Regions from separate parts of the Mus musculus genome. Here all the other regions are linked to region 3. The links are chromatin loops, found by intact Hi-C in ENCODE. Cell type or tissue: left cerebral cortex. All regions are shown on one strand.

What was found. A loop is a pair of places that touch in the nucleus more often than their neighbours do. Peaks named below come from ENCODE experiments on the same cell type or tissue, not always from the same donor. Only the 100,000 strongest peaks of a DNase experiment are listed, where the experiment ranks them.
Region 1: it touches region 3 in a loop (2.6-fold over the local background); 6 of 42 quality-filtered maps call a loop at or near these places.
Region 2: it touches region 3 in a loop (4-fold over the local background); 10 of 42 quality-filtered maps call a loop at or near these places.

The regions. Positions count from the first base shown.
Region 1 is chr9:37,210,146-37,218,145 of GRCm38, forward strand. The region is part of intron 1 of Tmem218 (transmembrane protein 218); the gene reads left to right. Among named protein-coding and RNA genes, the nearest start is that of Tmem218, 5.9 kb to the left of the region's middle. In left cerebral cortex, no CTCF peak of the experiment used is centred here; DNase peaks (open chromatin) are centred at 3,089 and 3,401; H3K27ac peaks cover 2,112 bases.
Region 2 is chr9:37,325,721-37,333,720 of GRCm38, forward strand. All of the region lies in intron 4 of Ccdc15 (coiled-coil domain containing 15), which reads right to left. Among named protein-coding and RNA genes, the nearest start is that of Gm34885, 18 kb to the left of the region's middle. In left cerebral cortex, CTCF peaks have their summits at 2,691 (motif pointing right) and 3,947 (motif pointing left); a DNase peak (open chromatin) is centred at 3,942.
Region 3 is chr9:36,890,652-36,898,651 of GRCm38, forward strand. It overlaps Pknox2 (Pbx/knotted 1 homeobox 2), which reads right to left. Exons shown (of 13, transcript NM_001029838.2): 11 at 4,660-4,736; 12 at 3,669-3,847; 13 at 328-2,406. The coding sequence ends at 2,174. Among named protein-coding and RNA genes, the nearest start is that of Fez1, 62 kb to the left of the region's middle. In left cerebral cortex, CTCF peaks have their summits at 63 (motif pointing right) and 4,476 (motif pointing right); DNase peaks (open chromatin) are centred at 80 and 4,529; H3K27ac peaks cover 3,767 bases.

The DNA.
Region 1 (8,000 bases), 320 kb after region 3:
CACACACACACACCAATTAAAAAAAAATCTAAAAGAACCCCAAAAGAATGGTTTGGTTATGAAGGGCTTGGAGCTGTGTGTTCTATCACTTAAGAGTCATCCCGTAGGTGTAACTTGATGTCACCTGAGCCTGTCAGCATCCGTGGGGATGGAAGATCAATGCTTCTGATGTTCCCAGCCCCCGCTGTCATTTATCCTGATTTCTAGGTGATAAGAGTTTGTTCATGTCTTCCAGGTTGTTGTATGATATCCAAAACAGCACAACTAATCCTAAGTAGACATTTCTTTCAAGGAAGCCCATCAGCTCAGCCAGTCAGGCTAGTTGTTTCTGATATGTCTTTTGACCCCTTTCCATTTCCATAGCTAGGACAAGTGTTCTTATCTGGAGAACTGTGGTAGTCTCCTAACTCATCACCTGCCTCTGCTCTCTGCTCTCTGCTCCCAAATCCTGTAAGGTACACTCTGATGTGGGGGAGATTGGTTCTAAACAAGAGCTCTGCCACTGGGTAACTCTGACCCTCCCTCACGTTTGTCTGTTTATTTATTTTTGGTAACTTTATTTTTAAACAGTCTTACCAAATTGCCCAGCTGGGCCTTGAACTTGAAATTCTGCGTCAGCCACTCAGGGAGTGGTATAGGCCTGAAACCACTAAACCTAGCTATTAGATATAAAAATGAAGAAGTCTCATATGTCTCAGCCTGGGGATATGGCCCAGAAGTTAAGAACACTATCCGAGGACCGAGATACAATTCTCAGCACCCACATGGCAGCTTACAACTCTCTGTAACTCCAGTCTCAGGGGATCTGGCACCCTCACACAGACATATATGCAGGCAAAAGACCAATGCACACACAATAAAAATAAACATTGAAAACAATTTTAAAAGTAAGTTTCACAAAGTGTTTAAGAACTAGAGGCTATTGAAATCTCTAGTTTGGGGAATGTAGTAGAGTCTGCCAACCAGATTAATAAATATTCTCATTCTGCTTATGGTTTTTATCTTAAAGAAATGAAGCATCACAAATTGTTAAATTCCTTATATTCTCTTTGCTGGTCCCATTCTGGTTTCTTCCTCCTCCCCGAGACACTTACCAGAGTTGCTGTGTACAATTTATACTCGTTGTTCTGTTGTTGTTGTATATTATGTGTGTTCGGGGTTGGCACACTTACATGTGTGTGCCTGCAGAAGCTGGAGGACAACCTCAGGTGTCATCCTCAAGAACTCTTGTCTACTTCATTTGACACAGGGTCTCATTGCTCTAGAGTTTAACTAGGCTAGACTGGCTGGCCAGCCAGCTCCAAGGATCCTCCTGTCTTCTGTGTCTCCAGCACTGGAGTTAAAAGCATTTCTTACATGGGTTTAGTCATCTAACTCCTCCCACTTCCAGGGCAAGCACCTTATTGACTAAACCATTTCCCCAGCCATTATATTTATGTGTATATGTGTACATATATATATAATTGAAGATAACTTCAATTTTTTTTAAAGGTTTATTTATTATTATTCATTAGTACACTGTAGCTGTCTTCAGATGCACCAGAAGAGGGTGTCAGACCTCATTACGGATGGTTGTGAGCCACCATGTGGTTGCTGGGATTTGAACTCAGGACCTTCAGAAGAGCAGTCAGTGCTCTTAACCGCTGAGCCATCTCGTCAGCCCCCGATAACTTCAATTTTTAAGATCAAAATGTAAATCATATATTTCAGATTTCAGTTTACAGATTACTTTTATTTACTTTTTTTTTTAACCCTCAAGCTATGTTTTTCTTTTAGTTTATTACTTTAAAAAGTTCCGTGTTTATTTTGCCTTCTGACTCCATGCCTTCAACGGGTCCACAATGATTTTCTGCTCCTCAATAAGGAAAGCCACTTGACCCCGTCACGGACACACTTAGCACCTGTGGAACCACCCCAGGTCCTGCTGCCCTGCTGCCCTGCTGCCCTGCTGCCCTGCTGCCCTGCTGCCCTGCTGCCCTGCTGCCCTGCTGCCCTGCTGCTTTGTCTTAGGCAATCTCATGAGGCCTTTATGTCTTACAGCAGGAGCCCCTTGAAGTCTGCCTGGATGCACCCTGCCTGTGGATTTAGGTTTTCCCAACCTTCTTGGTAAAAGGGTGAACCATCCTGCTGCCAGGGGCTTGAGACAACCTAGTTTTCTAGAGGCTGTACTGTAGGAAAACCTATGACAGCATATCAAACACTTGGCCATGACGAGTGTCTCTAAACCCTGACCCTGGAAGAGGAAAAAGAAAGAGCAGCTGTTGATTTGCTTCTATATTTGTGTGTGTGTGTGTGTATTTGTGTCTGTGTTTAAGATAGGGCCTCACTAGCCTGGATCTAGAGACGCTTCTGCCTCAGTCCTCTATCACAGACACAGCCCCCCTGGTAGTACAGATGCAGGCCACTGCTCCTGGCTTGCAACCTTCTTTTGTCACTCAGCACTGCTTTTGAGTTATAGTCATGTGTCCGTGTATATAGGTCACGTCTGTTCATTCGAAGTGTTCGTGACGAGAATATAATAAATATATTTAATAGGTGTGTAGCTTTTACGTCATCTTTGCTATTGAGATTACAATGTCCTCGTGTGTCTCCTTGTATGAGAATTTCTAGAACTGTTTTTTTGAACTTTCAATGGAGGTGTGTGCCGCCAAGGGACATTTGAGGATCTGTGAGGCCATATTTAGTTATTATTGTGGTTGGAATATGCCAGAGAGCTGAGAATGTTGAATGTTGTGAAATGTTGGGACAGTCCTCAAATGAAGACTCACCCTGCATCTTGTATAACTTTTTTTTCTAGTGCCCTCTAGGATATTCATTTAATAATTATCTGGGCCTAGAACCTAACTCCATTTTTTGTGTTAACATAATGTAATTTTTGGCACAGTTCAGTGAAGTGTGATTTCCAGGAATGTAATTCAAGGGAAAATTATACTGATCTGTGGCTTGGAACTTGTTCCTCAGTCTAGAAAACTCATCTAACTGAAGGCAGCACAGCTCGTGGTATTTGAGTTGCCAGCACAACACACCTGCATGGTCTGCATGCGGAGCTTTCGTTCGCACTCATGGTGATGCTAAGTTTAGGCGAGCATCTGACTACTGTACTTCATTATGTATTCTTGTGTCGTCAGCCCGAACGTTCATACACTTAAACATATGCCGTTTCATTATGAATTACTTCCACTAAAAATCGACTTTTGTCCATGCTACAGAGTAGAGGTCCAGTTTTATTGTCTCCTGGTTAGATAACCATCTGTGCTACCACCACTGTGAAACTCTTTATGAACTGGGCCATGAAGCCAGCCACTTCCTAGGGAGGATGAGGTTCTCACAAAGGCCCAGATCTGTGTCTGGGCTTCCAGTTTTGTGCAATTGGTCCACGTGTCTTTGTCCCACTGTCACACTGTTTTAATTACCTTGGTTTCGTAACATGTCTGTGGCAGTTGGTGACAAGAAAAGCACATTGCCATTCCGTGTTCTCAGAGTGGTGTTGGCTATTCTTGGCTCTTTACTCTCCTGTGTGAATTTAGGATTCATTTTCCCACTCCTTAAAAAAGAAGTATATTTGGATTTTGGTTAGAATTGCACTGAGTTTTCACGTTAAGAAAAATTGAGATCTTTTAATTAAACCATCCCATCTAAAAGTGTGAGTTACTTCTCTGTGAAGCCTGCTTTATTCCACTATCCAGGTACTTTTCAAAGGTCCTTGCATAAAGTTGCATAATTTTAGCTGCAAAAATCTGACAAATATGTGTTGTACTTAATCCTATTTACACATGTGTACATATGCACGCCTATTTTTACTGTGCCAGTTTGAACTCTATTCAGATGTTTAGAAGATAGTGAAGGCAATATCGCCTCATCTATCACCTAGCTTTAAGAGATAGATCATGGTGCTGGAGAGATGGCTCAGCACTTAAGACACTGACTGCTCTTGTAGAGGTCCTGAGTTCAAGTCCCAGCAACCACGTGGTGGCCCCCAACCACCTGTAATGGGATCCAATGCCCTCTTCTGGTGTGTCTGAAGACAGAGACAGTGTACTCTCATAAAATAAATAAGCAAATTGAGAGAGAGAGAGAGAGAGAGAGAGAGGGAGAGGGAGAGAGAGAGAGAGAGAGAGAGAGAAAGAGAGGGCTCATGACCACCTGTTTCACATCAGCACTTTCATTTTATCCCCCACAACCCCTAAATGATGTGAAATGCCGGGGTACCACATTCTGTTGGCTGTCATATGTTGTATGTGACTATGTAGATTCATGTATCGTAAAGAATCACTACCTTTTTTTTCAAAGATTCATTTATTATATGTATGTGAGTACAATGTAGCTTTCTTCAGACACACTAAAAGAGAACATTGGATCCCATTACAGGTGGTTGTAAGCAACCGTGTGGTTGCTGGGAATTGAACTTAGGACCTCTGGAAGAGTAGTTAAGAGTGCTCTTAACTGCTTAAGCCATCTCACCAGCCCCAAATCGCTATATTTTAAAAGATGTATTTCACTTTTAAAAATAGCTCTCTTTATTTTATTAACTCTCTAATGACCATTGAGTCATCTCAGAAAAGGTTTTGTACTGAAATATAACACATACAGAAATGGCATAACCCCCTATGTATATCTAGATACAGATTACTAAAGTTACACAGTCAGGTGACCAACACCCAGATCAAAGAACAGTTTTATCATCCGTGCCCCATCCCATCACTCAAGGTAAACAGAGCAGTTGGACCTGTTCTCGAGCATTATGTAACTGGAGTGAGTCTACAATGAACTTTTCACTCTGCCCTTGGCTTGATGCCTGTAAAATTCACCCATACTGTCGGATGCTGCCATGCGTATGATGAACGTGTGCATAATGTTCTACATCCCTATAGACTGTCTGCCATCATCCTTTTGGCCATTCTGGTAGACATATAGAGATTCTTCACTTGGTTTTTAATTAGCATTTTTTTTGGTGGCTAGTGAGGTAAGGACTTTTTACATGTATTGACCAGTCATCCTCTGTGTGAAGTTGGTTCTCATTTTTTTTCTTCTCTTATCTATTTCTGAAATAATTGTAAAATCCATTAACTTGGGTGTGCCATTTATTGTAGTGTTCTTGTCTGTTTGACTGTGTGTTTGGAGGTTTTGTGGTTAGGTTCATATGTCCTCCAGGTTACATCTCAGACTAAATTATTTCTCTCAAACTTGTTCTTACTGATACTTTCAAAGCTTTACATATGCTTTCTTGTTGGTCCATTATTTTATTTTGTTTCACCCTTTTGTGGCAAACCACACAAGATGAAGTTCTCCATCCTGGCCATTTGCAGTGTGCAGTTCATCAGTGCTAGCCTGTTTACATGACTGTGAAGCTAGGACCTCTGTGTGTATTCGGTGTCTTTGCCTCTGTTCCCTCCTTGCCCTGTCGTTGCTTTCCTAGTGTCTGCCTTGTGTGTCTTTTTCAAATTCAGTGTTTTCTCACTTGCCTTTCCTGTCACTTATGTAAAGAGCTACTTAAAAAAAAAAATCCAGAATGAGAATGTTTCAGCGGTCAACTCTGGGGTGATTGCATTTACTATGATTATTGATGCATAATAAAATGAAAACTTTCACACTCTGTGTGGCCCAGAGGACTGCAGCCACTGCCTCATTTGTGGTAGGCAACTGCTCTGCCACTGATTCCACCCTCCCAGCCTGTTTTGTGTTTATTTTTTCTTTAAAAATTTTGTGTGTAGGCTGGGTGTATGCTTATGTAAGTGTGTGCGTGTATGTATTCAAGTGTTCCTGTGTGCATAATAGTTCTTGTTACTAATATGCAAGTGTTTGGTAGAGGCCAGAGGTCAATGCCAGATGTCTTCTTTGGTTGCTTCTCCATCTTATTTTTTCAGACGGGATCTTCCTCAGAGCCTGGAGCTCACCAGTTGGCTGGACTGACCACCAGTGAGCTCCAGGACCTTCCTTTCTCACTTCCCAGTGCTGGCGTTACAGATGGCCACCACTGCTTTACATGAATGCCAGAGATTGGAACTTGCTTGAGCGGTAGGCACGTTACCAATGTAAGCACCTCCCTAGTCTGCTCAGATTCATTCTTGAGGACCCTTGCATGCCTGCTGAGTGGTACCCCAACAGCGACTTTACTTTAGCCTCTTGGGGATCCTGTAGGTTTCTTACTTTTATTGTAGTTCCTATTAGGAACCGCATGATGCCTGAACTCTGCTTGCAGAGAGTGTAGGGTTAGGATTTAGATTTCTTTCCAGTTGGTCTTTTTTTGCCATGGCCTGAGTGAGTCACTTGGCCAGCTTTATCTAAGTCCTTAGCCGGTTTTTCAGTGTCTATTCAAACACGGCTTGGCCCCTCGAGGTTCCAGCGTTAGGAGCTGTCCTTGTGCATTATGAGCTGTCCCTGCGCCATGGGCTGAGGCACCACTGGAGAATCCTATTAGGCCTCCATCTCCAGTCAGAACCACTTCGGACTTCGATCCCAGTTCCAGCTTACCCGTCGGGCTATGAGGGTACATTAAATTTAACACACTGTAGAATGTTACCTTTTTCCATGTATGGTTTTAAAAATTCCATTTTGTTAGGCACTTCCGCTGTTCTGCGAGGCACTTCCGCTGTTCTGTGAGGCACTTCCGCTGTTCTCTTTCCAACAAGCTTACAATGGAACACCTCAGTCTATTTCCATTGTGTTTAAATCATCAAACAAAGAAACCCAGAAACCTGAGGAAGAAGCTGTTTTCCTAAGCTCTGTCTCTGCCGATATAAAAAGGAAACGCAGGAACCTGTTCTAGAATGGTGTTGCCTCATTAGTGAAGTGAATGGTGCCCCCCCCCCCCGAGATATTCTGACTTTCAACATCTGTACATGTGATTTATTTGGCAAAAGAATCTTTGCACGTGGGATTAGACCTTAAATCTGGCGGTAATGGGCAGACAGAAGACAGAGAAGGGAAATGTCATGTGAAGATGACAGTTACTGGAGACACAAGCCAGGGAATGCCTGGTGTCACCAGAAACTGGAAGACCCAAGGAAGCATCCTCCCTTAGATCCTGGGGGGGGGGGGGGGGCGTGGCTGCCTGGACACTTCTATTTCAGATCTGTGGCCTCAGGAACTGAAAGAAAGAGTTCCTATTGTGAGCCAAAACTAGGAAACCAACACTAACTTGCCTCTTGTATCGCTCAGATGTAATACCTTTCTGATTGTTGTCTTAGTTAGGGTTTTACTGCTGTGAACAGACACCATGACCAAGGCAAGTCTTATAAAAAACAACATTTAATTAGGGCTGGCTTTCAAGTTCAGAGGTTCAGTCCATTTTCATCAAGGTGGGAGCATGGCAGTATCCAGGCAGGCATGGCGCAGGAGGAGCTGAGAGTTCTATGTCTTCATCCAAAGGCTGCTAGTGGAAGACTGACTTCCAGGCAACTAGGGTGAGGATCTTATACCCACACCCACAGTGACACACCCATTCCAACCAGGTCACACCTATTCCAACAAGGCCACACCTTGAGATGGTGCCACTCCCTGGTCCAAGGATATACAAACCATCACAATTGTCATGACTAAACAGGCCAGGTCTTATAAAGCACTTAGCATATCCTATGTACCCAAAGGGGAGATGTCTGTTCTTTTAGGGACTGGGAGTTTTCTTCCTTCTGAGAATGAAAACTTGACAACAGAGTGGAAGTTTCTGTGCTGTGATTGCCTGCTGAGTCCAAGTTCATACTTCGTTTTTAACTGAAGCCTTGGCTTTCTGCAGCCTTCGGAGAAGACTTGGTTAGGGTTTGTGGAGGAAAAGAGCTCAGATTTCTAATGTGGGCTCCAAAAGTCAAAGTGGAGCTGAAGAGGCCGAATTTGAAATGACAATAGGCTGAGCAGAAGGCAGCCTTGCTCTCCCCCTACCTCTATTCACACATAAAGAAAGCTCTGGGTTCTGCATTGCCGGGTTTTCATTAAGGGACTCTGGGGCTGGACATTCCTGAAAATTAAAGACCCACCATGAGTGAGCCTTCTGACATACTGGCCAT
Region 2 (8,000 bases), 440 kb after region 3:
GAACTATAAGCTCCAACAAATGACTTCTCTAAGTTGCCTTGATCATGGTATCTTAGCACAGATATAGAAAAATGAGACAGGACCTTACAGATAATTTAAAAATTATTTCACATCATTTAAGTATCTAAAGGGCTAGAGAGATGGCTAAATGACTAAGAGTGCTGTTTTCTCTTTCATAGGACCTGAGTTTAGTTCTGAGCACTCACATCAGGTGGCTGGCTCACAACTGCCTTTAACTCTGGCTCCAGAGGATCTGATGTCCTTTTCTAGCCTCCTTGAACCCACACATAGACATACATAACCAAGAAAATAAAAAAATCTTAACTACAAAAGCAATTAGTTCCAGGAAAGATAAAGAATAGAAATCTGGGGCTGGTGAGATGGCTCAACGGGTAAGGGCACTGATTGCTCTTCTGGAGGTCCTGAGTTCAAATCCCAGCAACCACATGGTGGCTCACAACCACCCATAATGATATCTGACACCCTCTTCTTGTGCGTCTGAAGTCAGCTACAGTGAACTTATGTATAATAATAAATAAATCTTAAAAAAAAAAAAAGAATAGAAATCTGGTGGCATACTGAGGGAATAGAGACAACATAGGATGTAAAAGAATGAAACTAAATCCATGACATTCCTGCATCTAAATAAATAAATAAATAAAATGGATCAAATATAAGATCTTTATATGAGACCTGAAATTCAACTGTTGGAAGAAACCACAGGAAACACTTCAAGGTTTTAAAGAACCTTTTAAAAGCAGTCCAATAGCACAGAAGATACTTCTAAGACTTAATTGACAAATGGGACTGCATGATACTAAAAAACCTTCTATATAGCACAAGAAGCCATCAGCTGGCTACTCACCTGGCAGAGGATTGTTACCTGGAATCTATAAAGAACTGAAAAAGTTACACCCTACAAGAGGGGATCTTGTGTAAATAAATAAAAGGACAAATGAACTTCAGACAGTTCTCAAAACAAAAAATACAAATGGCAGGAAGTATCTTTTCAAATGCTCAAAAGTCTTAGGTATCATGAAAATGCACATTAAAAAAAGAAAAACTGCTCTGAGATTCCATCTAAACCCACTCAGAATGCTGGCAAAGATGTAAGAGGGAAGGGCCATTATATTTTTGGTAGAACATAAACTGCAGCCACTATGGAAATATCAGCTGGAAGTATCTCAAAAACTAAAAATAGAACTAACAGTGATCTAGCGATAGCATTTCCATGAATACACCCAAAGGAAACCAAGTCAGTATGTCACAGAGAGTGACACAGCCGTTTTATTACTACTCACTATTTACAGTAGCCAGGATAGCAGGCCTGCCTAAGATTTATCAATGAATGAAGAAAATACATGATAGATATACACATTGGAATTGTATAAAAAGGAATCCATAAAAAGGAATGAAATGCCATTTGCACATGGGTGGAACTAGAGATCACCATGCCAAATGAAACAAGACTCAAACAAATGCATTATCACATTTTCTCTTATATACAAAATCTATTTACACACAAAATCTGTGCACACACATGTGCATGTGAGCACCACATACATACACACAATATGAAAGGAAAGGGGATTAAGAAAGAAGAGGAGGTCTAAGAAGGAGAGAAGAACAAGGGGATAATAAGAAAAGAAACAAAATACCACATTTTCACTTCTAAAGAATCTAGGTTTTAGAGAGAGCAAAAGTAGGGAGAGAGAAAAAGAGAGGCAGGCTAGCAAAAGGAAGAAGGATACAGTAGAAGAGAGCAATAAAGAGCAAAACATAACAATATACATAAAAATCTCATAATGAAATTAATGTAGTATATTAATTATATACTACCTAAAAAGTTATTTTTAAAAACCAAGATAGCAAAATCTTCAATGAGAAACAGGAAACTAAAACAAACCATGATAGTCTGAAAAGAAACAACGCTAAACTGCACGGTCTAAAGATGAATGTGTTATATGGTAAGAATGAAAATTCAGTTAAACAACCAAGAATGAAACCACAGCATCCAAATCTGTAAGGATAAATATCTGTACTAACAAAAGGAGCTGTGGTTACTAGTTTCCGTTCCTAATTACATGTGGCCATTCAATAGGTAGGGGATATCAAGCATTAGAAGGAGGTTGGATAGTAAGACAAAAAGAAAAACTAGTCAAAACACATTTTTTAAGAGTTTACTACAGTTAAGTTATTATTGTTGGTTTTTTTAGTGTGTGCATGTGAGCCAATGCTTGAAGGACTGAGGACAACTTGTGGGAGTTGGTTCTCTCCTTCCAACATATGGGTCCCAGAAAACAAACGCAGGTCACTGGGCCGGTGCCAAGCACCTTTACCTGTTGAAACAAGTGTCCCTACCAAATCACAGTCGAAATATGAAGGCCAGAAGCCCATCTGCAGAAATTGATTTTCTCCTTTCACTATGTGGGTCCTTGAGCTTGAACTCAGCTCACTCGGCTTGGCAGTGAGTGCCTTCCTACACTGAGCCACTGGCCCCTAAAAATGTTTTTTATTTCATCTTTTTAAAAAATATTACAATTATTTATTTCATACACTTGAGTGTGGTTTTGCTTTTGTTTTTTTGTTTTGATTTTTGTTTTTTGTTGTTATTTTTTTTAAAGATTTATTCATTTTAGTTTTATGTGCATGGGCATTGTACCTGCACGTATGGCTGTTAGCCATGTGTGTTCAGTGCCTGCAGAGGTCAGAAGAGGGCATCAGATTTTCTGGAACTGGAATTACAGACAGGTGTGAGCTGCCATGTGAATGCTGGGAATTGAACCTGAGTCCTCTGGATGAGCAGCCTTAACCTATGAACTAACTTCCTTCCTCCCTCCCTTCCTCCCTTCCTTCCATTTAAGGGAAGTGTAATTAAGTTAATAAAATGTAAGCATATTACCCAGATTTAGCATTAACTCCTAGACAACCCTGCTTTTCCAATAACCCTCGGCACCCTGTGGTTTGAATGCCAATGTCTCACACACGCTCATGTTTGGATGTTTGATCCCTAGCTTGAGGAAGAAGCTTATGAAGCCTTTAGAAGAAGGAGCTTTGTTGGAGGAAGGAGGTCACCGAGGTGACCTTGAGGTTTTAGCATAGCTGCATTTCCTAGAGACTTTGCTTTCTGAGTGCAGGCATAATGAAAACAGCCAGCCTCCCCCTCCTGCCACCATGCCTTCCTTGCCTGCTGCCTCATGGACTACTGCCCTGACCTCTAAGCCAAAATAAATAAGCCTTTTCTCTAAGTTGCTTTTGTCAAGGTATTTTATCAAGGCAACAGCAAGATAATTAAGACAACAGCTGATGCTTATATTATCACGTATAGTCCAGATGCCAAAACATTTTGTCCTTTAATATTTAAGCATCAGATAAGCTTTAAAACCCAATGCTGGCCAGGCCTGGTGGCATTCCCTAGGCAGAGGCAGGCAGATGTCTTTGACAGCCAGGGCTGTTACAAAGAGAAGCCCTGTCTTAAAAAAAGCAAACTGAACTGAACTAAACTAAACAAAACAAAACTAAACTAAATCTAATCAATGCCAGAGGCTGGAGAGACAACTCAGCAGTTAGGAGCACTGACTGCTCTTCCAGAGGGCACTAGTTCAAGTCTGAGCACCCACAATAGCTCACAACCCTCTGTAACCCCATTCCAGGGGTTCCAATGCCTTCTTCTGGCCTCTGCACGCACTGTACACACATAATGCATAGACATGTACATACAGGCAAAATACCCAATCATATTAAATAATAAAATAAAAAGTTAGGAAACAAAAACTTTAAAACCCCAACCCCAGTATTCTATTTTTCTACAGCTTAAAGAAACAAAAACGGAAACGTTCACTAACATTCAGAAACTAATTGTGTTTGCCATTATTTAATCAGTCCTAGATAAAGCAAAGGAGTTAATGCATTAACAGTTTCATTGGCTGGTTTCACAACGACATCTAGTGGATTAAAAGTGCAATAGCAATAGTAAGAATAAAAACAACTACTGGCTGTGTGGGCAAAAGTTCATAGGACCAAATTAATAATAAGTCACCCAACATCCTTTGTAAGTCAGCTCTTTCCAGGAAATAAAAGCAGGGGAGAAGGTATACAAATTTTTAAACTTTCATTTCATAAACTTTCACTTCATAAACTAAGATTCTTTATAACCTGATTTCCTACCTCACCTCATTTCTGTTCTTTTCCTTCATAAAATACTAACTGGAGGCTTCATCACTTATTGTAGACAAAACCAAGCATATTACAGATTCTACACTTTTTACTGTTCTTATCTCAAAACGTCAAATTTATCAATTCAGTTCAGCATACCAATTGAAAATAAACAGTTCAATTCTGTCTCTTGCAGGAATTCTCCCTGTACTCTTCCCTTATAATTTAAAATTTTAGAGTTCCCATGGCACAACCTTTGGAGTATAACAGACTATAGTATATCTCTCTGGAAAAATAAACCCATAGAGGGTCCTATTTCACATGTTATTAATATCCCCTACAATGCTTAACACATATAATGTCTTCCCTTATATGCTGCCTGATGTGTTAAAGCCAGAAGAAGTCCTATTACAATGAAATTTATAGTGAAAATCATGATGGCAAAGACGGAACCTATCCTTCACTCTTATATTGCTTATAATGTATCCAGTGCCTAGTTTAATAAATTCTTCATTTTTTTCTTTTCTTTCTTTTTTATTAGAGTCTACATGGCCCAGTATGGCCTCAAACTTTATATATTTCTAACCTGATTCCTGAAGGTTAAAATTATAAGTATATATCACCATGTCTGGCTCCTATTTATAAACTTTAAAAAGACAATTAAAATAATTATAAAAATGATTACTACAAATCACACAATGCCCCCAAAACAATGAAAAAAGTTTGGGGTAAAAGAAATTTAAAAAACAAGATTTGAAGATGATAGCATGTCTCTCTTAATACTCTCTCTACTTATACATAGATGACAATTCAATAATGACCAAGCATTGTGGGGAATGAGGAAATTCTGAATGAATATTGCTGAATGGACACAGCCATGTCAAGGACCCAGTCTTAGGGTTTTACTGCTGTGAAGAGACACCATGACCACATCAACTATTATAAAGGAAAACATTTCATTGGGGCTGGCGTTCAGTTCAAAAATTTAGTCCATTATTATTACGGTAGGAAGCAGGCAGGCAGACATGGTGTTGGAGAGGTAGCTGAGAGTTCTACATCTAGATTAGCAGACATTAAGAAATGACTGCCATACTAGGTATGGCTTGAGCATCTGAGACGTCAAAGCCTTCTCACAGTGACCACTTCCTCCAGCAAGGCCACACGTCCTAAGAGTGCCATTCCCTAAGGGGGCTATTTCCTTTTAAACCATCACATTCCACTCCCTGGCCACTATAGGCTTGTAGCCATATCAAAATTCAGGCATGCATTAAATCCAACTTCAAAAGTCCTATGGTCTTTAACCGGCTCACCACTGTTTAAAAGTCCAAAGTTCAAAATCTCTTCTGACATTCATGCAATCTCTTAACTATAACCCCCTATAAAATCAAAATGAAAAGCAGATTACATATTTCCAACATATAATGACACAGGATATACACTGCAATTCCAGAAGGGTAGAAAGGGAGCATAGTGAGAAAATACCAGATCAAAGCTGTTGGGAGCCGCGCCCACATTCGCCGTTACAAGATGGCGCTGACAGCTGTGTTCTAAGTGGTAAACAAATAATCTGCGCATGTGCCAAGGGTATCTTATGACTACTTGTGCTCTGCCTTCCCCGTGACGTCAACTCGGCCGATGGGCTGCAGCCAATCAGGGAGTGACACGACCGAGGCGAAAGAGAATGCTCCTTAAGAGGGACGGGGTTTCGTTTTCTCTCTCTCTTGCTTCTTGCTCTCTTGCTTCTTGCTCTCTTGCTTCCTGCACTCTGGCTCCTGAAGATGTAAGCAATAAAGCTTTGCCGCAGAAGATTCTGGTCTGTGGTGTTCTTCCTGGCCGGTCGTGAGAACGCGTCTAATAACAATTGGTGCCGAATTCCGGGACGAGAAAAAACTCGGGACTGGCGCAAGGAAGATCCCTCATTCCAGAACCAGAACTGCGGGTCGCGGTAATAAAGGTTCCCGTAAAGCAGACTGTTAAGAAGGATTCAACTGTATGAATTCAGAACTTTTCAGCTGGGGAACGAGAGTACCAGTGAGTACAGCTTTACGAGGTAAGTCTGACCTTGAACTTTCTAAGGAAATTCAAGACAGTCTATCAGAAGTAAAGTGGAATATGTTTGGCCTTGAATTTTTTCTAGTGTTAGAAGCCCTTTTGTTCCTTTTCACATGTTATCAAGTGGTTAAGATAGGGCGGATTCTAGATGAAATTCAGGACAAGCTATCAGAAGTAAAGCGGGGAGAGAGAGTAGGAGCAAAGAGGAAATATGGTACACAAAATAAGTATACAGGCCTTTCCAAGGGTCTTGAACCCGAGGAAAAGTTAAGGTTAGGTAGGAATACCTGGAGAGAGATTAGAAGAAAAAGAGGAAAAAGGGAAAAGAAGAAAGATCAATTAGCGGAGGTCTCTAGGAAAAGGAGCCTGTGCTCATCGCTGGATGGGCTCGGGGAGCCAGCTCTTAGTAGTTCTGAAGCAGATGAAGAATTCTCCTCTGAGGAAACAGACTGGGAGGAAGAAGCAGCCCATTACCAGCCAGCTAATTGGTCAAGAAAAAAGCCAAAAGCGGCTGGCGAAGGCCAGTTTGCTGATTGGCCTCAGGGCAGTCGGCTTCAAGGTCCGCCCTATGCGGAGTCCCCGCCCTGCGTAGTGCGTCAGCCCTGCGCAGAGAGGCAGTGCGCAGAGAGGCAGTGCGCAGACTCATTCATTCCCAGAGAGGAACAAAGGAAAATACAACAGGCATTTCCGGTCTTTGAAGGAGCCGAGGGTGGGCGTGTCCACGCTCCGGTAGAATACTTACAAATTAAAGAAATTGCCGAGTCGGTTCGTAAATACGGAACCAATGCTAATTTTACCTTGGTGCAGTTAGACAGGCTCGCTGGCATGGCACTAACTCCTGCTGACTGGCAAACGGTTGTAAAAGCCGCTCTCCCTAGTATGGGCAAATATATGGAATGGAGAGCGCTTTGGCACGAAGCTGCACAAGCGCAGGCCCGAGCAAACGCAGCTGCTTTGACTCCAGAGCAGAGAGATTGGACTTTTGACTTGTTAACGGGTCAGGGAGCTTATTCTGCTGATCAGACAAACTACCATTGGGGAGCTTATGCCCAAGTTTCTTCCACGGCTATTAGGGCCTGGAAGGCGCTCTCTCGAGCAGGTGAAACCACCGGGCAGTTAACAAAGATAATCCAGGGACCTCAGGAATCCTTCTCAGATTTTGTGGCCAGAATGACAGAGGCAGCAGAGCGTATTTTTGGAGAGTCAGAGCAAGCTGCGCCTCTGATAGAACAGCTAATCTATGAGCAAGCCACAAAGGAGTGCCGAGCGGCCATAGCCCCAAGAAAGAACAAAGGCTTACAAGACTGGCTCAGGGTCTGTCGAGAGCTTGGGGGACCTCTCACCAATGCAGGCTTAGCGGCCGCCATCCTCCAATCTCAGAACCGCTCCATGAGCAGAAATGATCAGAGGACATGTTTTAATTGCGGAAAGCCTGGGCATTTTAAGAAAGATTGCAGAGCTCCAGATAAACAGGGAGGGACTCTCACTCTTTGCTCTAAGTGTGGCAAGGGTTATCATAGAGCTGACCAGTGTCGCTCTGTGAGGGATATAAAGGGCAGAGTCCTTCCCCCACCTGATAGTCAATCAACTGATGTGCCAAAAAACGGGTCATCGGGCCCTCGGTCCCAGGGCCCTCAAAGATATGGGAACCGGTTTGTCAGGACCCAGGAAGCAGTCAGAGAGGCGACCCAGGAAGACCCACAAGGGTGGACCTGCGTGCCGCCTCCGACTTCCTACTAATGCCTCAAATGAGTATTCAGCCGGTGCCAGTGGAGCCTATACCATCCTTGCCC
Region 3 (8,000 bases):
GGCAACATACAAAGGTCTAAATGGGAGGAAGGCTGAGTGAGCTCTCACCTGCAGTACAGGGAGCTGTCAGGAGAGGGCAGTACAGAGCTTTCTGTCCTCTCTATGCTCTTAGAGATAGACAACACACAGGCAGACGTGTCAAAGTGCACCATTCGTCCCTCCAGACAGGCTAACAAGTCACTCCAAAAGCCCTCTACTTCGTCGCTTTCTGAGGGTGGTCCTTTCATTGGGATGTATGCTGGGCCTCCAGTTTCTGTCTGGCCCAGGGTCCCACTGAAGCCCTAAGGGACCTCTAAGGCAGTCACAAGAAGAGAGAACTGTGCATCAGTATTTCGGTAGGTGATAAGGTTTACTGAAAACTCGTGGCCACATTCAGTACTGGTTTGGTGGATACATCAGAAGGAGGTTGCGTAACATTAGGCAGGTGGAAGGGGCTAGGAGGGAGATGTAGACATGTGTATCCATGTGCACGTATGCACACATGTCCGTGCTGAAGAAGGGAGCTTGTCACGGTGCTGAGTGGAGGAATTTATGTGTGGATGTATGTACTTTAACAAGAAAAATGAACCAGAAGAGGAAATGTTTTATCCCATTGTGGGTTGCAAAAGTCTCACGCCAAAAAGCTTGCCTTTCCTCTAGGTATGGCATCAAAAGGGAGTAAAAAAATGATTGGATCGCCCAGATTATAAATAAGGTTATTTGTTTCTCAAAAATCCCTAGTAAAACATTAAATATCAGCTCTTTTGGGGGAGAAATACATTCATTTCCGGGAGACCTCAGAAAAGTGACTATCCTTTTGCTCCACCCAACCAGGTAGAGGAGGAGAAGGCTCAGAAGGTCGCAAGAGTGCCCTCTGGTTGAGCCAGATAGCCATTCACATCCTAGCACTGAAGGAGATGGCCAATGCACACTTACAAATGAAGGAACTGCACACCCATCACATTAAACCCAACGGAAAACACACGTGTGGTCAGTCCTGTCTTTCACAGCCACAGGGTGGGAGGGGACAGGAGGAGCAGATGCCAAGCATGGTGTGTGTGGATCAGCTGGGCGCTATATCCCCTGCCATGTTGAGTCCTGAAGGTAAGAGCAGTAGCACCTTCTTCAGACCCTGGCTTCCCATTGGGACAATGCTTCTTTCCAATGTTTCTTCTGCCTTCTCTGGAGAATAGAATGAAGGAGGAGGCCAGAAGCTGGTAGTGCCAGCTTGGGAGCAGAGGGATACCACGAAGACCTGTGGAGTGGAAAGAACCCCTAAAGGTTTATGGAGGGGGCTGGGGTCTCTGAAGAACTCCATCTGAGGGTAGGAACATCTAATAAGACACTATGGTCCTATTGTGACAGGAGCTATGTGATCACGTAGGGACTGCTGGGATCCCCAAAGTCATCTTAATATGGCTCCTGATCCAGGTTCTGCTACCTGCTTGGTCCTCGAGCTGACCCAGATGTAGAGTTGCTCTTAACCTCTTCAGGTTGGACCCACCTACAATGTATTTCCAAGAGAGGAAGAAGGAGTCTCTTTGGTTTCCTTCCCCCTCTCCTTATAGTCCATGGCTGCTGTGCCAAGAGACAGGGTCCTGGTAGGGTAAGTTGGAGCCCTGTGCAGTCCACGTTCCACTCTGATATGAAGGGTGTGGTGTTGTCTCAGGCCCTCCCACTCCTCTGGCCACTGGTTATGCATTTGGGCTCCTTTCTGTCCGTGAGTGTCTTTCAAGGGAGCTCAGATTCTCCTGGGGGAAAATGTTAGACCCCTTCTTTCTCATCCTTCCCTCCCAAGTCTGCCCCTTAGCAAAGGTTCGCTCTGCAAGCAGCGCCTGTCCACCTCACAGGGCAGTGGCTTGTAAACAAATCAAGTCTTTTTCCATGCGGAGCCATGGGTGTCATCTCTGGTATTCGGTGAGTCCAGATCTCACGCTGTCTTTCTTCTCAGGCTGTTTGGCTGGCCCCAGCAATGGAGTGCTCTGTAGTCTGAGGGTCTGGGACTAGGTTTTCACTGAAGCTTGGTGGTTGGAAAGGAGCAGGGTGTCTCCTCTGCATTTCTTCAAGCTATGATTCGGGGAAGCTAGGGCCCAACTTTCTTAGTGCTGCCTGCCCATATCTCCTCCCCCCACCCTGAACCCTCCTGATGACACTCCTTTCCTGCTCGGTGACCAGCGCAATCTGGGCTGCCTGACTACTCCAGGGAGTCACTGTGTTCCAAGCCCAGGTCGCTGACATTCGTTGTCTGTAGCTCATCAGCCTCCTCCTCTAGCTCCTCCTCCTCCTCTTCCTCCTCCTCCATATCATCTTCATCCTCTTCTTCCGTGCCATCCAATGAATCATCATGTGCAGCCATCATTGCCTGCTGCATGGCCATGGTGGCATTGTCTGAGGACAGGGACTGCAGGTTGTCCAAGTTGATGGAACCTGCATGGGAGAGGACAAAGGTTAGGATGAGGCAAGGACTGTGGCTTGGGCCCAGCAACCTTAGTGATGGACAGGGTGGATGGGCTGGCTTGTGGGATGGTGGGGCCCTTGTCACCAAAAAAGGTGTAAGAGCACCAAACCCTGAGTGAGACAATCCACCGGCATGAAGCTTTCTATCCCTCCATTGCTTAACTTCTGCACCATTCCAGGCAGCAACACTCCAGGCTACTACATATTCAGCATTCTCTATATAAGTATAGAAAGCACTTTTTAATTAATTAATTAGTTAAAATTTCCAACTACTTTGTAAAGCAGGAACTCTGAAAGGAATTCTGAAGTGGAGGAAACTGAGTCTTGTCTTCATCTTCATCTTCTGCTAAGTCTTGGGTTCCAGATACTGTGTCACCACTGCTAGCACTGGGATTTTCTGCAGACTTGTCCAGCACCACCTCTATTTATTCCTAATCTACCTCAACAGATGGCAACACGTCACAGAGGAACCTGTGTACAGCCATAGGCATGCAGATATGCATGTGCACGGGTGTCTCCACCCTAGTGCCCACACAGCGATCTTCAGGGGCCAACCTCAGAAATGTCTCGCTGATTAAATTATCCATTGTTTACCATGAAACCAGCACGTTGGAGAGCAAGTATGGAGGGTGTGATAGAGAATCTGGAAGAACAAAGCTTCCCTTGGCCTCTGTTCACAAGCCAGCTGCCTGCCTTGGTATTTATAGATGGCCTTGCCCTTGGAGAGCTAAGTAGATAGTGTCTGTGCTCAGAAACTTGGGAGTATGAGGAGCAAGGAGAAAAGGGCTCTTGCTGAGCAACCACTGACTCCAAGGACCACCCTCTCCCATTCCATTGTGAGCTTGCTTTAAGTTTGTTAAAACTTACATGAGAGATGAGCGTTGTGGCTCATACTTGGAAACCTAGCACTAAGAGAGCAGAAGCATAAGGATCAGAATACAAGAATAGCCTTGGCCATATGAGGCCAGACCACATGAGATCCTGCCTCAAACAAAACAAATCACAGATAATAGCAATAACAAAAACAAACCAAAAATGTGCACAGAACATCCCTTCTTAGTAAGCTCTCTCTCTCTAAAAACAAAACAGAACAAAACACAACAAAACAACCTGGTACAAGCACTGTGGAAAGTAATGACAGGACCCTGGGGAAGGAGACATTCACCCTTGAATCTTTGCTTTTCGGGAGCCCCACCAACCCCAACCGAGGGCATCCTTAGGCCTGGTCTTACCATCAGGGTTCGTCCCTGGGGTGCCACCCTGCTGTTGCAGAACCCCAGCAGCAATGGAATTGGGCCAGAATCTTTGGGTGGGCCGGTGCTGAGACTTGATTTTCTTGGCTTTGGGAGCAGGATCTGGGTTGCTGGCATCAAGCATGGGCTGCAGGATGCGCCTCCTGGCATTGATGAACCTGCCCAGGGGTGATGGGGAAGACCTGGTTAGACACCATCTGGGCCGCATGGATAGTGTTGGGGTGAGCAAATGTGACATTTAAGCTGCTCCCCGCAAATGTCTGTAGGCAGGGGTACTAGTCTACAGGTAAGAAATCCTATGCCCGAGGAGTTTGTGAATTACCCAAGGTTTGGTGATCAAAGACTCTGGGAAGAATGCATGAGGAGCTGTCAGAAATCCTTACTCAAGATCCACCAGAACTGAACAGAGAAGGGAAGGGCTGTGGACACAGTCACCAACTTTTGGACTTATAACAGGGGCCTAGCTTTAGGGTCTAGTACCTTCCGTCCATCCTGACCAGAAGCAGACAAGGACACCCTACATCCCTGCCAGTTCAGGAAGGCATCTCTCCCTCCTCATTCCTAGCTTACTTTGTAAAATGTTTTGGTTTCAGCATACATGGAGTTGGGTAGACCAGATAACCACTGCTGGATTGGATGTGCCTTTGGTATCTGATGTAAGACCCTCTGGTCTGTCTCTGCTAGGCTGGTGAACCCAGATTCTCTAGCAGTGGTATTGTTTTGTTTTGTTTTTCCCCCTAAACTCATTAGGTTTCCATGGATGTACTTGACCCAATTTCCCAGCAGAGGGTGCTGTGAAGCTGCAGTTGAAGGCCAGGCCAGGCTGACTCCAGCTCCTTGTATCTGGCCTGGCAGTGGAGCTGAGGCTGAGGCAGGTCTGGGCACTCTCTCTCCTCTCCCTGCTCAGAGTTCCCTAGCCAAGCATGTGCTCCTGGATCTGAGAGCCTGTGGGCAGGTGATGCCAACTCACCAGTTGTTTACTTGCAGAAGGGTGAGGTTTGTCTGCGCGGCAATCTGCCTCTTCTCATCTTCAGTGGGATAGGGGTGCTGAAAGGAGAGAATGGCTAATGAGGAATTGTGGGCATATGGAGGCTAGATTGTCCTGGTGTTCATACCCAGCACATGGACACAGCTCAGGAATGGGGAGCCGGAACCGGAAAAGGGCAATGTTTGCTCTTGAGGACAATGCATCTGGAGTGTACACAAGAAGCTCCCACGTGCCTTCGACTCCCCCAGCACAGTGCCACACAATGGGGACCAGGGCGGTTTTTACAGTCAGTTCAGTATTGATCGCAAGGCACTTTCCCCTGACTCTCACTTGATTCCCCAGAAAGGCAGGCATTCTCAGAGCTAGGATCAACAATGGTCTTGAAAGCCCCCAAAAGGCAGTACATGGGGAAGGGGCATGAATTAATACAATCTAAATTACTTGTTATTTATATCTACTATGTATCCAGATTTTTCCTAAGAATTTGGAGAGACCAGATATATACAGTGGTACACTACTGCCATAGGACCTTTTAATCCTTTGCAACGCTTCCATACATTTAACTTCATTTAATCAAACATATTAACATTGTGAGGTGGGCCAGGCAGTAGTGACACACACTTTTAACTCCAGCACTGGTCTATAGAGTGAGTTATAGGACAGTCACTCAGATGGTCCTACCACCTCGGTTCTTCAGACTATGGCTCTGCGTTCCCTTGCGGAGGGCTGAGTGGTACAGATATCTCCTACGGTCTTGCATACTCTGGTCTGGCCTTGATTACACATTTATTCCCTCTCTTGAACCGCACTTCATGAGGACACAGTGCACATTTAAGAATGTGTCTGCACCATCTTTACACATAAATGACCACTGATAGAGGAAAACAAAGGCAAAATTGGAGATGCTGAAGTTTCGGCGCTGAGCACCGTAGAAATGTATGGAAAGGGAATATGAAGTGGCCAGAGCCACAGGAAGATGGCTGAACTGAGTGACATTAAAGAAAGGAAAAGTCTGATTGGGTGTGGTGGCTCATGCTTATAATCACAACACTTCAGAGGTGAAAGCAGAGTGATCAGCCTGGCCTACAAGAGACTCTCAAAACAATATCCTCCCCCCGCCCCACCACAAAAAAAAAAAATCACAAAAATAAAACAAACAAAAAACCTACCTGGAATCAGAAACAAAAGAAAGGGAGAACCTAAGGAGGAGGGTCTGGAGGCCACTGAGTGTGGAGCCAGACAACACTGAGTTAATGTAATTCTGGGGCTTTCTGAGGCTCTGGCACAAGTGCCTCACAGGCAGTAGGCATTGGGAGAGTCTAAAGAGACTATGGATTAATCCTAGAAACAGAGAAGGAGACCTGGAGGTCTTGGGCATAGAGCGCCAAGCCATCCAGCATTCTCAGACCAGGATCTTTCTTTCTGCTCCTGTTGCTAGTAGACAAGAAATGCTTGGACTCTTTAAAGTCCCAGAGATTGGGGCTCCCAAACTAGCTCTATTGTGAGACCTCAGGCATGGCATTTAACAAGACGTTATTAAGTTATGTGATGATTAAATACTTGCAAAGAGTTTGTACGGTGAGGATGGGGTGACTTGGGCAAGATGTTTAAAGCTCACAGAGGGAGCAGTTGGAGTATTGCAGCCTTTGAAGTGCTGGCGTTAGCAGTGACAAAGGAAAGCAGCCTCTTCAGCTGGCCTCCATGTCCCTTGACTAAAGCAATCAGGATCATGTGTTGTTTTAATTCACACCTCTGACCCTGACCACCACACCAGGGCATCTGATGCTGTGATTCATGCAATATTAAGAGTCTAACAAGAAGGAATGAACACCAGAGTTACCAGAGCCAATTTCATGCTAATTGGAAGAAGGCCACAAGGGGAAATGTCAGGCCGTGTAAGGGTGAACAGGCAGGGATCCTGGTGATATTCCCATCCTACTTCACAAGGGTCACAGGAAGGAGCTAAGCCTTCCTATCTATGGCTGCCAGAATCTTTCCCTGTTATCTATGGAGGATTGGTTCACAACCCCTCATAGACAGCAATATCTATGGATGACCCATTCTCATTCCATAACATAGCACCCTATTTCCATACAGCCTACACATCCTACACAGACCTGGGAACTGAGCACTATGAAAACTCAGAGGAAAAGCGTATATGATGGCCATATTCTCCTTGGTGCCAAATATCATCTCTGGATTACTGACAATATTTCAGATAACCATGTGGAAATAATCATTATACCATATTACTTAGGGAAACAATGTTAAGAAAAAGAATCTGTATATGCTTAGTGCAATTTTTTTCAAGTGTTTTCAATCCATACTTAGTTCAGACTGCATGACATAGAACTTACAGGTATGCAAGTTGACCACACATGTCCTCCATTACTGATCTACTACTGATATCTCTTCCCTCATCTTCCCACTGAAGACATTTCTGAGTGCCACTGAAACTGTCACAGAGCAAATCCTCAGGGAGGCCTTTTCAGCTTCCTTAGGCCAAGGTGGTCATCAAGGCCTCTGAATAAGTGCATTGTGCTCATAATACAGGGACATCCATAGCCAGAAGGAAACTATGGACTACCCTTAGGCAGGAACTCTGGCTCATAAGAAGTTATCTCAATAGTGCCCAGACCAGTCACAGGAATGGTCCAATTATGGTGTATGAGTATACAAGTCAACAGACACAACAAGAAGGACATATGGATGAGGTTGGTTCTTGAGCAGAGTTGGGTCAACAGTTTACACAGGCTGGATGTCTGCTGCTTCCTGAGTGCTAGAAGTCAGAGACATCTGAAAGTTAGGAGTTCACAGCTGAAAGGTGGAGGTGCGAGCACCTCCACTGTAGGTAGTGTGTACTAAGGCTCTTTGGGTCATAGGAGAAGAGTGGGTTTGTTTTGTTGGGGAGGATGCCTAGGGAACTGGGGCCTCAACTGGGCTTTGAAGAATACCCAAACTACTCCAGTAGAGGAGATAGAAGCCTTTAAGGCAGGAGCCTTATACCATGACTTAGTCAGATGAGCATCTCTTCCCCTGTAAGGACCCCAGAGAGGGAAGTCTCCTAGCCTACTATGGAAGAATGATGCTTCTTGTCTCTAAGGAGTCTCTGCTTCTGGCACTGAAGGATTGAGTATCTTAAACACAGATTGACATATTTCCACCTTCTTGAATGAGTATGGCTCAATATTCATAGATTGTTATGCTATAGATGGGATTTTTAGATCTCTTATGAGCACCCCTACTAACAGGTCCCACCACCTCTCTGTCCCAGCGTACCACCTCAGGAGGCACAGGGTGGAGCCTGTGGATGAGTAGAAACA